Linked DNA regions of Homo sapiens: regions 2 and 3 are each linked to region 1. Evidence: chromatin contacts called from ENCODE Hi-C or POLR2A ChIA-PET data. All regions are on one chromosome and are shown on one strand. The core of a region is the stretch at or near the end of the contact, and the rest is flanking DNA. Distances in the headings are between cores, read along the strand shown. Region 1 overlaps SLC22A5 (solute carrier family 22 member 5). Region 2 holds the start of SEPTIN8 (septin 8). Region 3 holds the start of TH2LCRR (T helper type 2 locus control region associated RNA).

The links. A loop is a pair of places that touch in the nucleus more often than their neighbours do. ChIA-PET counts read pairs that join two places held with the same protein, here RNA polymerase II (POLR2A). Pooled maps may share reads with other maps.
Region 2: a map of chondrocyte shows a loop between it and region 1 (2.9-fold over the local background). The contact joins the promoter of SEPTIN8 here to the enhancer-like site in region 1. A Hi-C loop is called at or near these places in 1 of 168 maps with a recorded cell type or tissue (chondrocyte) and 8 of 50 pooled maps. POLR2A ChIA-PET finds 5 or more read pairs at or near these places in 1 of 52 experiments (AG04450).
Region 3: a loop to region 1 is called in a map of endothelial cell of umbilical vein, with 3 times the contacts of the local background. The contact joins the promoter of TH2LCRR here to the enhancer-like site in region 1. A Hi-C loop is called at or near these places in 2 of 168 maps with a recorded cell type or tissue (OCI-LY7 and endothelial cell of umbilical vein), 11 of 37 single-sample maps with no recorded cell type and 7 of 50 pooled maps. POLR2A ChIA-PET finds 5 or more read pairs at or near these places in 1 of 52 experiments (BJ).

The regions. Positions count from the first base shown.
Region 1 is chr5:132,386,348-132,389,415 of GRCh38, forward strand. It overlaps SLC22A5 (solute carrier family 22 member 5), which reads left to right. Exons shown (of 10, transcript NM_003060.4): 5 at 678-804; 6 at 2,574-2,674. Among named protein-coding and RNA genes, the nearest start is that of MIR3936HG, 18 kb to the left of the region's middle. RefSeq lists enhancers at 94-143, 284-493. Within about 2 kb of position 1,429, at least 28 of the 41 ENCODE cell types and tissues checked have a DNase peak (open chromatin) inside an H3K27ac peak, as active enhancers do; they include endothelial cell of umbilical vein, where a contact is called at or near this core.
Region 2 is chr5:132,775,846-132,778,913 of GRCh38, forward strand. SEPTIN8 (septin 8) reads right to left here and starts at 1,394. Exons shown (of 10, transcript NM_001098811.2): 1 at 1,263-1,394. The coding sequence starts at 1,292. RefSeq lists silencers at 1,165-1,574, 1,665-1,714.
Region 3 is chr5:132,654,568-132,657,635 of GRCh38, forward strand. It overlaps TH2LCRR (T helper type 2 locus control region associated RNA), which reads right to left and starts at 1,587. Exons shown (of 3, transcript NR_132125.1): 1 at 1,484-1,587. It also overlaps a transcript of IL13 not described here. RefSeq lists silencers at 1,811-2,100, 2,161-2,250, 2,331-2,390.

The sequences.
Region 1 (3,068 bases), core at 179-2,678:
CTCCCGAGTAGCTGGGACTACAGGTGCCTGCCACCACACTTGGCTAATTTTTTTTGTATTTCTTTGGAGAGACGGGTTTCACTGCGTTGGCCAGGCTGGTCTGGAACTCCTAGCCTCAAATGATCCACCGGCCTTGGCCTCCTAAAGTGCTGGGATTATAGGAGTGAACCACTGCACCTGGCCAAACATGCTATTTTAGGTAGAGTATCTGACTAATCTGTTGGATAAATCAGGGGTAGGGTGAGGAGAGAAGAGAAGCTAAAAGGCCAGTGCAGAAGCTTCTGTTGGTGCCGGGGACAGGGAGGAGAGTGTAGCAGGGCCTGGGCTGACATAGACATGCACAGAAGCCAGGCTTCCGGAGCCCATCTTGCACCCATCTCCTCAGCCCAGCAGATGGCAACACTGCTCTTCAGAAATGGAGGTGGCCAGCCAGCATGGGGATGCCGTCAGGGGGTGCAGGGCTCTCCCATTTTTGTGCGGTGTGGGGTACACATAAGCTCATCCACCCCAGGTTATTGCTGCGTGTGGATCAGCTCTTTGCTTCTGGCTTGTGATCACCAAACATTCCACAAGCTCTGGTTCTGCAACCTTATTCCCACCTATGGCTGTGCTCTACCTGGTCTGTGGGTCTGCTGTTGGCAGGGAGGCCTCACTGAGATTGGACCTTGTACTGCCAGGTTCATCCCTGAGTCCCCCCGATGGCTCATCTCTCAGGGACGATTTGAAGAGGCAGAGGTGATCATCCGCAAGGCTGCCAAAGCCAATGGGATTGTTGTGCCTTCCACTATCTTTGACCCGAGTGAGGTAAGCACCATGTGGGTGTGGGTGAGAGGGACAGACTGACCGTGATTTGAGAGCAGCAGCACCCAGCCCTGAAGTCCTCCCTGCTCACAGCAGCCCAGCCCTCTCTCCGCCCAAGCCCCAACTGCCCATTCCCCCCATCCCCCCACTCCCCACCCCCACACGGGCCCTGTTAACACTCAGAAGTTGAGGAATAGGTTACAGCTGCCTCACTCTTTTCACCACGGGTTTCAGATTTTCATTTTTTACTTCCTTTCTAGGCAATCATATATTTTAACCATTACTTCTAACAATAAATACTCTTTTTGAGTAATAGGCCTTTCATAAAGTCAGCATTTGGGAAAATCATTGTTTCTTATACCTAAGGTGGCTTGTCACCTTACAAAGCTAACCCCAAACGTAAAATGTAAAGCACAAATAGATTTGGAGTTAGAAGTATTTCATCTCTTGAGTATTAGCAATTATTCATTAAAAAGAAAAAAAAAGTGTTTAGTCTCTTTCTGCCCTCCAATGGTTAATTATTGCATATCATCTTGGAGTCAGGTCCTTTTTGATGTCCACCTCTTCCCCCTACCCCACCCCTCCCGTCAGCCCTGTTCTCACACACCATGACTCATTTCTTGGCTCTACCTAGTTCCTGGTTCTTGCTTTTCCTTCCCGTTCCCTCTCCTACCATCTCTGTAGCAGGCAGTTTTCCTTGGTCTCGTGACTATGAGAGGTTAGAAGCTGTAAATGCTGCCTGGTGGGGTTCTGGAATGTGTCTGTGGTCTGACTGGAAGATGAGGGGTTGGGTGTGGGAACAGCCACAAGCAGCCCTGCTGAAGTGTGAGAGGCAGGCATGGTTGGGCTTGGAAAAGAGGGAACAGTTATTGTAGACAGCGGAGGCCAATGGCCACTGCCAGCCCTGCAGACTTCCCAGTGAGTGGTGGCCCAGCAGCCACTGTCAGCATGCACCAGAAAGGGGTCCTGTGCGCAAAGGTCAGGCAGGAGTGTGGCAGAGGGCTTTTAAGTTAGGTGGTTTTGGGGGCTTTTAAGTGAGGGGTCAATCTGGGTGAATGCATAAGCCCCACTGGCATCTTTGAGGAAATGAGGCTATTTCAGGGGATACTTTCAGTCCAAAGTTGACCTTTTGTTGAACTTCTAACTCTGGAAAAACAAGCTCCAAACCTGGGTTTGCTTAAGAAAGCAACATCAGTGTGTTTAGACGTGTGGTTTATTAATGGCCTTGGCTGTGCTGAATTTCATAGGAAGTCACTCTGGGTGAAGCTCAGGTCAATTTTCCTGTTTTTCTATTTGAATTCTTTTTCCCTGGAAGCACACCAGTAACTACATAGTATAAGGACTCAAAACATTAACTTTTAAAAAATATCAGACCAATAAACCACACAGCCAGGTACTCTCTCTGACCCAGAGGGCAGGGAGCCAGGCTTCGGGAGGAATACTTAGAGGCCTCCTTGGAATGTGGCCACCGACAGGAATATGTGGGGGTGCAGTGAGGAAGCTGTCAGCCTGGGCCTCTGTCTTCCTGTACCCTTGAGGGACTGGTCACTTACTTTTCCTCATTTTCATTCACTCTGATTTGTTACTGACAAGGCCTAGGGAAGTTTTCACAGCCTAAAACACAGTCAGTATACTTACTGTTCTTAGAAACGTAACACTCCCCGACGCTGAGATGCAGACAGCTAAGATGCCAGGGATTCAAGTATGTTATTGTGTGCTCTGAGTCTCTGACCACCTCTTCTTCCCATACACTTATGATGTTGTTCCTGCAGTTACAAGACCTAAGTTCCAAGAAGCAGCAGTCCCACAACATTCTGGATCTGCTTCGAACCTGGAATATCCGGATGGTCACCATCATGTCCATAATGCTGTGGTATGTAAAAGAGACCTGCCTGAGGCTTCCAGACAAAGCTTCTTGAAGTGGCCATTGGGCCTCTTGTTTACAGACATGCCTCAGACAAAATTCAAAGCCTATGTCATCAGAGAGTGAAAAGGATATGTCTTGTGTTAGATGGAAAAAATGGGCATGTCACAATTCTTAATGGGATGGAACCTCAGAAAAGGAGAATGAAAACAATTGTGGAGGCTGTTGTGGGAAATATGGACTCTTGTGGGGAATCTCTCCAGATCTTAAGATGAATCCTTGCCCAATTTGGGTCATTTAGTTCCCGTCTCCTACCCAGTTACCGACAGTGGCTGAGGAGGCCAGGTAGGGCTTTTAAGAAGGATCTGAGTGAAGACACCATGTCCTGTAGGCTGCAGAGGCT
Region 2 (3,068 bases), core at 144-2,643, 390 kb after region 1:
CCAGCCTCTGAATCTGTTCCTCATGTATTTAAACTTACTTAACTGACATACGACCCCCTCTCCAATGGGAATAAAACACCCGAGTCTAGAAATTATGAAACCAAGAGCTCCTGCTTTAGTCATGCACATTTCCAAAGTAGAATAAGAAATGTATTTTCAGATTAAATGGAAAATTTACATATATAAATTGGGATGACGGTATTTATAGCATTAATTACATAAGTCCTGGCTCCCTTATTTAGCCCCAGAACCAATTCGTTATCGTTCACATATTCAGAATTCCCCCTTCCCTCCAACAGCCCTGGGCCTCCCTCCTCCTCCTCCTCCTTCTCCCCCTCCTCCCCCTTCCAGCCGACCAGGGCCTTACATGCTGGCAAGAGGACACAGCTTCCTTCACTGTCACAGCCTAGCCTCCCAGACACACCCAGATCCAGCCTTAGACAGCAGGGGATGTCCAGATACAACCCCCCAAAGGCCTCCCTCCCGCGAGTGAATTATGAAAGCCTTTAGTAAGTTGGCTGTCGGCAGGCTCAGGCCCAGTGAGACCCCTGCAGGGACCACCAGGGACATCAACCTTCTGAGGACCTGGACTGGAGCCCAAATAAACGCCCACTGGGCTGAGTCTGGAATCCCTCCAGCTCCTGGCGAATGGCTGCCGCAGACCCGACCACTGAGGCCTGACCTGCCTGGAGTCGCACCCAGGATTCCGGCGTGGGGAGCGGGGCAGAGGGGAGCGGGGGAGGAAGGAAAAGCAGGCCAAGGGTCTTCAGGACTCAAGTCTGCAACTGTCCTGGGCTCGTGTGGGAGACTCTCTCGGATCCTGGGGCCTCCATCCTCCCCGGCTGTACCTATCCCGCAGCACCTGTGCGGCTAGGACTCTTCCCCAAGTGTGCAGAAAGAAACACCCTGGGCGATAGGGTCCGGAGTGTCCCGGACCCTCACCTGCGGCCCCGCGGGCGCCACTCTATCTTCGCACCTGCCCGGAGCCAGGCGGGTCTTTGCTCCTTCCCGCGAAAGGGGTTAGCCTTGCCTGCGCCCCAGGAAGCGACCCCGACCAGCCGCCCGGCAAGGCAGGCCGCCCGACGCTCCGGGACCCCCCGATAGCGCGGCCGAGAGCCCGCGCCGGGGTCCTCGAGCTGGCCCGGTGTCGAGGCCCGGCCGTGAGGCGCTGACAGCCCGCTTCGCGCCCCCCGCCAGCTGCAGGGCGGCCCCTCCTGCGCCCCGCGCCTCCCGCGCGCGCCGTGGCCCAGCGGGGCCCTCACCGAGAAGCGCTCCAGGTCGGTGGCCGCCATGGCGAGCTCCGCACCGGGCGGGTGGGCTGGGACGAGCGCAGGGGCAGCGACAGGGACCAGCCGGCTGCGGGACGCGCTCCGCCCGGGCGGCTGCGGCTGAATGGATCCAATATGGCCACTTCCTGGAAACTCCCCTTGGCGGCGGCGGCGGGAGAAGCCGCGGAGCCGCCCCTGCCCCCGCCCGCGGGACCGGCCTCCCCGCCCGGCCCGGCCACGAGCGCAGCCGGAGCCCCGCCGCTTGGACGGCCGGGGGTCTCCGCGGCGAGGCGGGAGGTGCCAGCTGCGGGGACTGCTGGGACTTGTAGTCCGCGCGTTGGGGGACCGGGACGGCAGTGTCGGGGGGCTCGGGGCTGGTGCCCGGCGGGCCTCTGCGTGTCCCCTGGAGCCTGGGGCCGAGCCTAGGTGAGAGTCTCCTGGGTCCGCGCGCTGGAAAGCCTTTCCCGTAAGGGGGAAGTGGGGCACGGCGTGCGCCCTAGAGATCTCCCCCACCAAGCCGTCTCCACCCGCTGGAGCCTGCAAATGTGCTGGGACCACCAACCAGAGTGTGGACAAGCTGCGGGAGACCCGTCGGATCCGGGAGAGGCCGCGGCAGCCTAGTCTGCGGGTGTCTTGGGCCCCACCTGATGCTCCGGCCGGAGCTAAGGCGGGAACCCCGGCGGGACCCGCGCGTCCGGCCAGGCGGCCTTCCCGGGCAAGGGACCAGCCTTCGGCTCCTTGTGCAACCAACGAGCAGGATGCGCAGTTTAGGCTGGGATTCCTGCAATAGAAAAGCGGAGCTCGACGGTCAAGGCGTCAGATTGCAAGTGTCCATCACCCTGCCTGTCCCAAGGGCTTGGGACAACGTCTTAATGGTTCCACCATTGTGCAAAGAGGATGACCACTCCCAGTGCGTGCACGTTCTCTCCGCTAATGTCACTGCTCAAAACGTTCAGAAAATTAACACTTACGCCAGGGTCGGAGGCCTCAGGAGGTTCTGTATCCTTCTCACTGACAATCTATACAAAAGCAGCTCCCAAATCCTCTGAAACCCCGTTTCTTTCTCTTCCCTCTGCCTTTCTCTCTGCTCTTTCTGGGAATGTGGCAAGGTTTGCCCCCTACCCCCCACTGGCCTCATCCCAGGTTGGTCCACCCTCCACACACACCCCTCACCCCAGTATGCTGAGAAGCAACCTGACCTGTTTCTCCTACTCAGAAACTTGTGCTGACTGGAGGTGCCTAAAGACCACGTTCGACTTAGCACACCTGGCTTAAGAGGAGCCCCCTCTCTGCTGTTTGACCTTGTCACCCTGATTTGGCTTTCCCCTCCTCACTCTCCCAGGCAAACTGTAGCTTGTCCCCAAGGTGGACTGACTTCCCGCTGGACCTTCCTGACAATGTTTTCACTTTGCTCCTCTCTCTATGTTGCTGTTTCCCATGCTGTATTAAAGTTATCTACAAGAAATAGAGCAGAGCAGTGGTTAGGGTAGCTGGATCTATGGCAAACCTTCCTGGTGGAATCCTGCTAGCTTTTTAACCTTAGCTAGGCAAGTTACTTAACTATGCCTCCCTTCCCTGGTCCTAAAAATGAGAACAAGTATAGCACCTATGTTACAGGATTAAATAACATAAGTAAAGGGCTTTAAGTTGTACTTAAAATATAATATTAAATAAAATCTCCCTCTCTAGACTACAAGGGCCTTAATCTCAGAGCCCAGAGAATGTGTGGTCAATACTGAATTGATCATCCTAGACTGTATCTACTGTTTCCTTTTTCTTTCCCTATAACTAACAAGAAAT
Region 3 (3,068 bases), core at 337-2,836, 270 kb after region 1:
ACAAAGAATCAAATACCCTCAGGAAGATAAAGCTATGAGAATATCCCAGAGAAGAGAAATTTTTTAAATGGAAAATAGAATAAAAAGAAAATTAAAGGACAAGTCCAAGAGGTATATAGTCAAAAAAAATGGCAGTTCCAATAAGAGAGAACAAAGAAGAAAAGTCATAAAATGTCCCAATCTAAGTGTGAATACAAAAATATATTATTTTTATAGTAAGTGAGAAAAACAGGGTGCAAAAGGTGTATATGATGCCACTTCACATGTAGGGACAAGGGAAAATAAGACCATATATTCACAGTTGCTTGTATTTACATAAACTAATAGGATACCAAAAAAAAAAAAAAACAACACCTAAGAAAAATAGTTACTTGTGAGGGAAGGTGGAGATTCCACTGAATTTTTTACATACACAGTTGACCCTTGAACAGCAGGTTCTGAACTGCACAGATCCACTTATCCACGGATTCTCTCCTGCCTCTGCCACCCCTGAGATGACAAGACCGACCCCTCCTCTTCTTCCTCCTCGGCCTGCTCAACGTGAAGACAGTGACGCTGAAGACCTTTGTGATGTTCCACCTCCACTTAATGAATAGGAAATATATTTTTTCCTCCTTCCTTGTGATTTTCTTAACAACCTTTTTTTTTTTTTTTTTTTTTTTTTAAGACGGAGTCTCACACTGTCGCCCAGGCTTAAGTGCAGTGGCGCGATTTCGGCTCACTGCAAGCTCCGCCTCCCGGGTTCACGCCATTCTCCTGCCTCAGCCTCCTGGGTAGCTGGGACTACAGGCGCCCACCACCACGCCCGGCTAATTTTTTTGTATTTTTAGTAGAGACGGGGTTTCACCGTGTTAGCCAGGATGGTCTCAATCTCCTGACCTCGTGATCCGCCCATCTCGGCCTCCCAAAGTGCTGGGATTACAGGCGTGAGCCACCGCGCCCGGCCTATAAACAACCTTTAAAAGACAGTAAGGGACACAGCAGGGCAGTAAGTGCCTCACTCACAAGAGGAGCAGCAATGCCAGAGGCCCATAGAGCACGGATTCCCAGCGCTGCCGTTTTACATAATCAGCCTTCTTGATTTTTAAAATTATCTGCATTCGTAACTTTCCTAAAAATAAAAATCTAAAAAATTAAATCCTTTCACTTACAAAAACAACTCTCTCAGGCCTTACTCCTCCTGACTGGGCATCATGTCTTTGCCAACGGAGACCCAGAGTCCAGAGAAACCCGAAAAAGCAACCCCAGCTTTCCCAGGATGAGCTGGTCGGGAGGAAGGGAGGTCCCAATCCCAGCGCTTCGGGGCCAGAGCAAAGCGAAGAGGCTCCCCATGGCCATAAGCGGGCGGCCCACGCAGCGCATTGCAGGCAGGTGCGAGCCACATGCGCCAAGTGCCCGGAGCGGCCCTTTGGTAGTTAGTGTTAATTAAAATTACCCGCACGGGAGTGGATCCCCGCTGACAATCTAGAAACAAGCAACAGACCCTCTGATGTAGCCATCTGTGCCGCGCCTCTCCGCACCGCCCGCCACGCCTTGGTCCCTGGAGACCACCCTCCAGGGCAGGGGCTGCCGCTCGGCCGGGCCCGCGGGGTCCCTCGGCCTGACATGGCCGGTGCTGGAGCGGCACGTGCGCGCCTCGGCCCCTCGGCCGCTCCCGCCCCTCGCCGGTGCGCACCGGCGCTCGGGGAGCCGCTGGCCCGGGTGTCCAGCCGGCCCTTGCCCTGCCTGGCGCTCGGACCGCCACCTTTGCCGCCCCCTCGCCAGCCTCCGCAGCTTCCAGACTGGCCGGTCTGCGCGCCCACCCCTGCCTCCCGGACCGGCCACCGCCGGAGGCCGCGGAGGAGGGCCCGGCCGCGCAGATCCCGCTTATCGGGCCCATCTCCCGTTACATAAGGCCACCCCCCTATCTCCGCGGGCCATCGCCGCCGCAACCGCCGCGCCAGCGCCTTCTCCCACGCGCGGGGGCGCCCCTGCCCACCGCTCCCGGCAGGGCTTTTGGTGGCCATGGGGGATAAGGGGCGTTGACTCACCCGGGCGGGGCTCCGGGAGTTGCACAGACCAAGGTAGTTCCCCGCTCCTTCCCCCATCACGGAGACCCTGTGGGAGATGCCGTGGGCCCTCTACTACAGATTAGGAAACAGGCCCGTAGAGGGGTCACACGGCCAAGTAGCGGCACTCCAGGCACTGGGGGCCCTCGAGGGGAAGGGGCAGACTTCTGGGAGTCAGAGCCAGCAGCTGGGCTGGGAAGCTTCGAGTGTGGACAGAGAGGGTGGGAATGACGTTCCCTGTGGGAAGAGAGGGTGGGCAAGCCTGGGATGCCTCTGAGCGGGAATCCAGCATGCCTTGTGAGGAGGGTCACAAGCACACCCTTGTGAGGAGGTTGAGCCCCATCGAGGACAGGACGGAGGGAGCCTGAGCAGGCAGAGAGGGGGCCTGGGGAGGCGCTGGTTCGGGGAGGAAGTGGGTAGGGGAGAAATCTTGACATCAACACCCAACAGGCAAATGCCGTGGCCTCTGCTGTGGGGGTTTCTGGAGGACTTCTAGGAAAACGAGGGAAGAGCAGGAAAAGGCGACATGGCTGCAGGGGCCAAGCCCAGGAGCCGCCCTCCACAGCACTCATTCTGCAGAAGGGAAATTTGAGGCCCCCAGACGGCAGGGGTTGATCCTGCAGAGACTGGTGAGCAAAGGGGATCACCCCAAGCCCCAGTGGCACTAGGAACACTTACAATCTCTGACCTGGACTAAGGCTGCCAGCCTGGCCCAGTTAAGAGTTTCCCAGAAGGATGGCCCATACACTTTAAATTAAAGGGGCCAGACACGTGCACACTACTTCCAGCCACTCTGGAAGCTGAGGTGGGGGGATCGCTTGAGTCTGGGAGTTGGAGGCCAGCCTAGGCAGGCAACATAGTGAGACCCCATCTCCAAAAAAACAAAACAAAACAAAACAAAAAAACACCAAAAAAGCTCCCAGAAAGACCTCTGAATCTTTCTGGATCTCTCAGTGGAGACCTGGAAATCTGAACTTTGACAATCCCTCTCACAGTGGGGCCAAGGAGGAATTAGGCAAG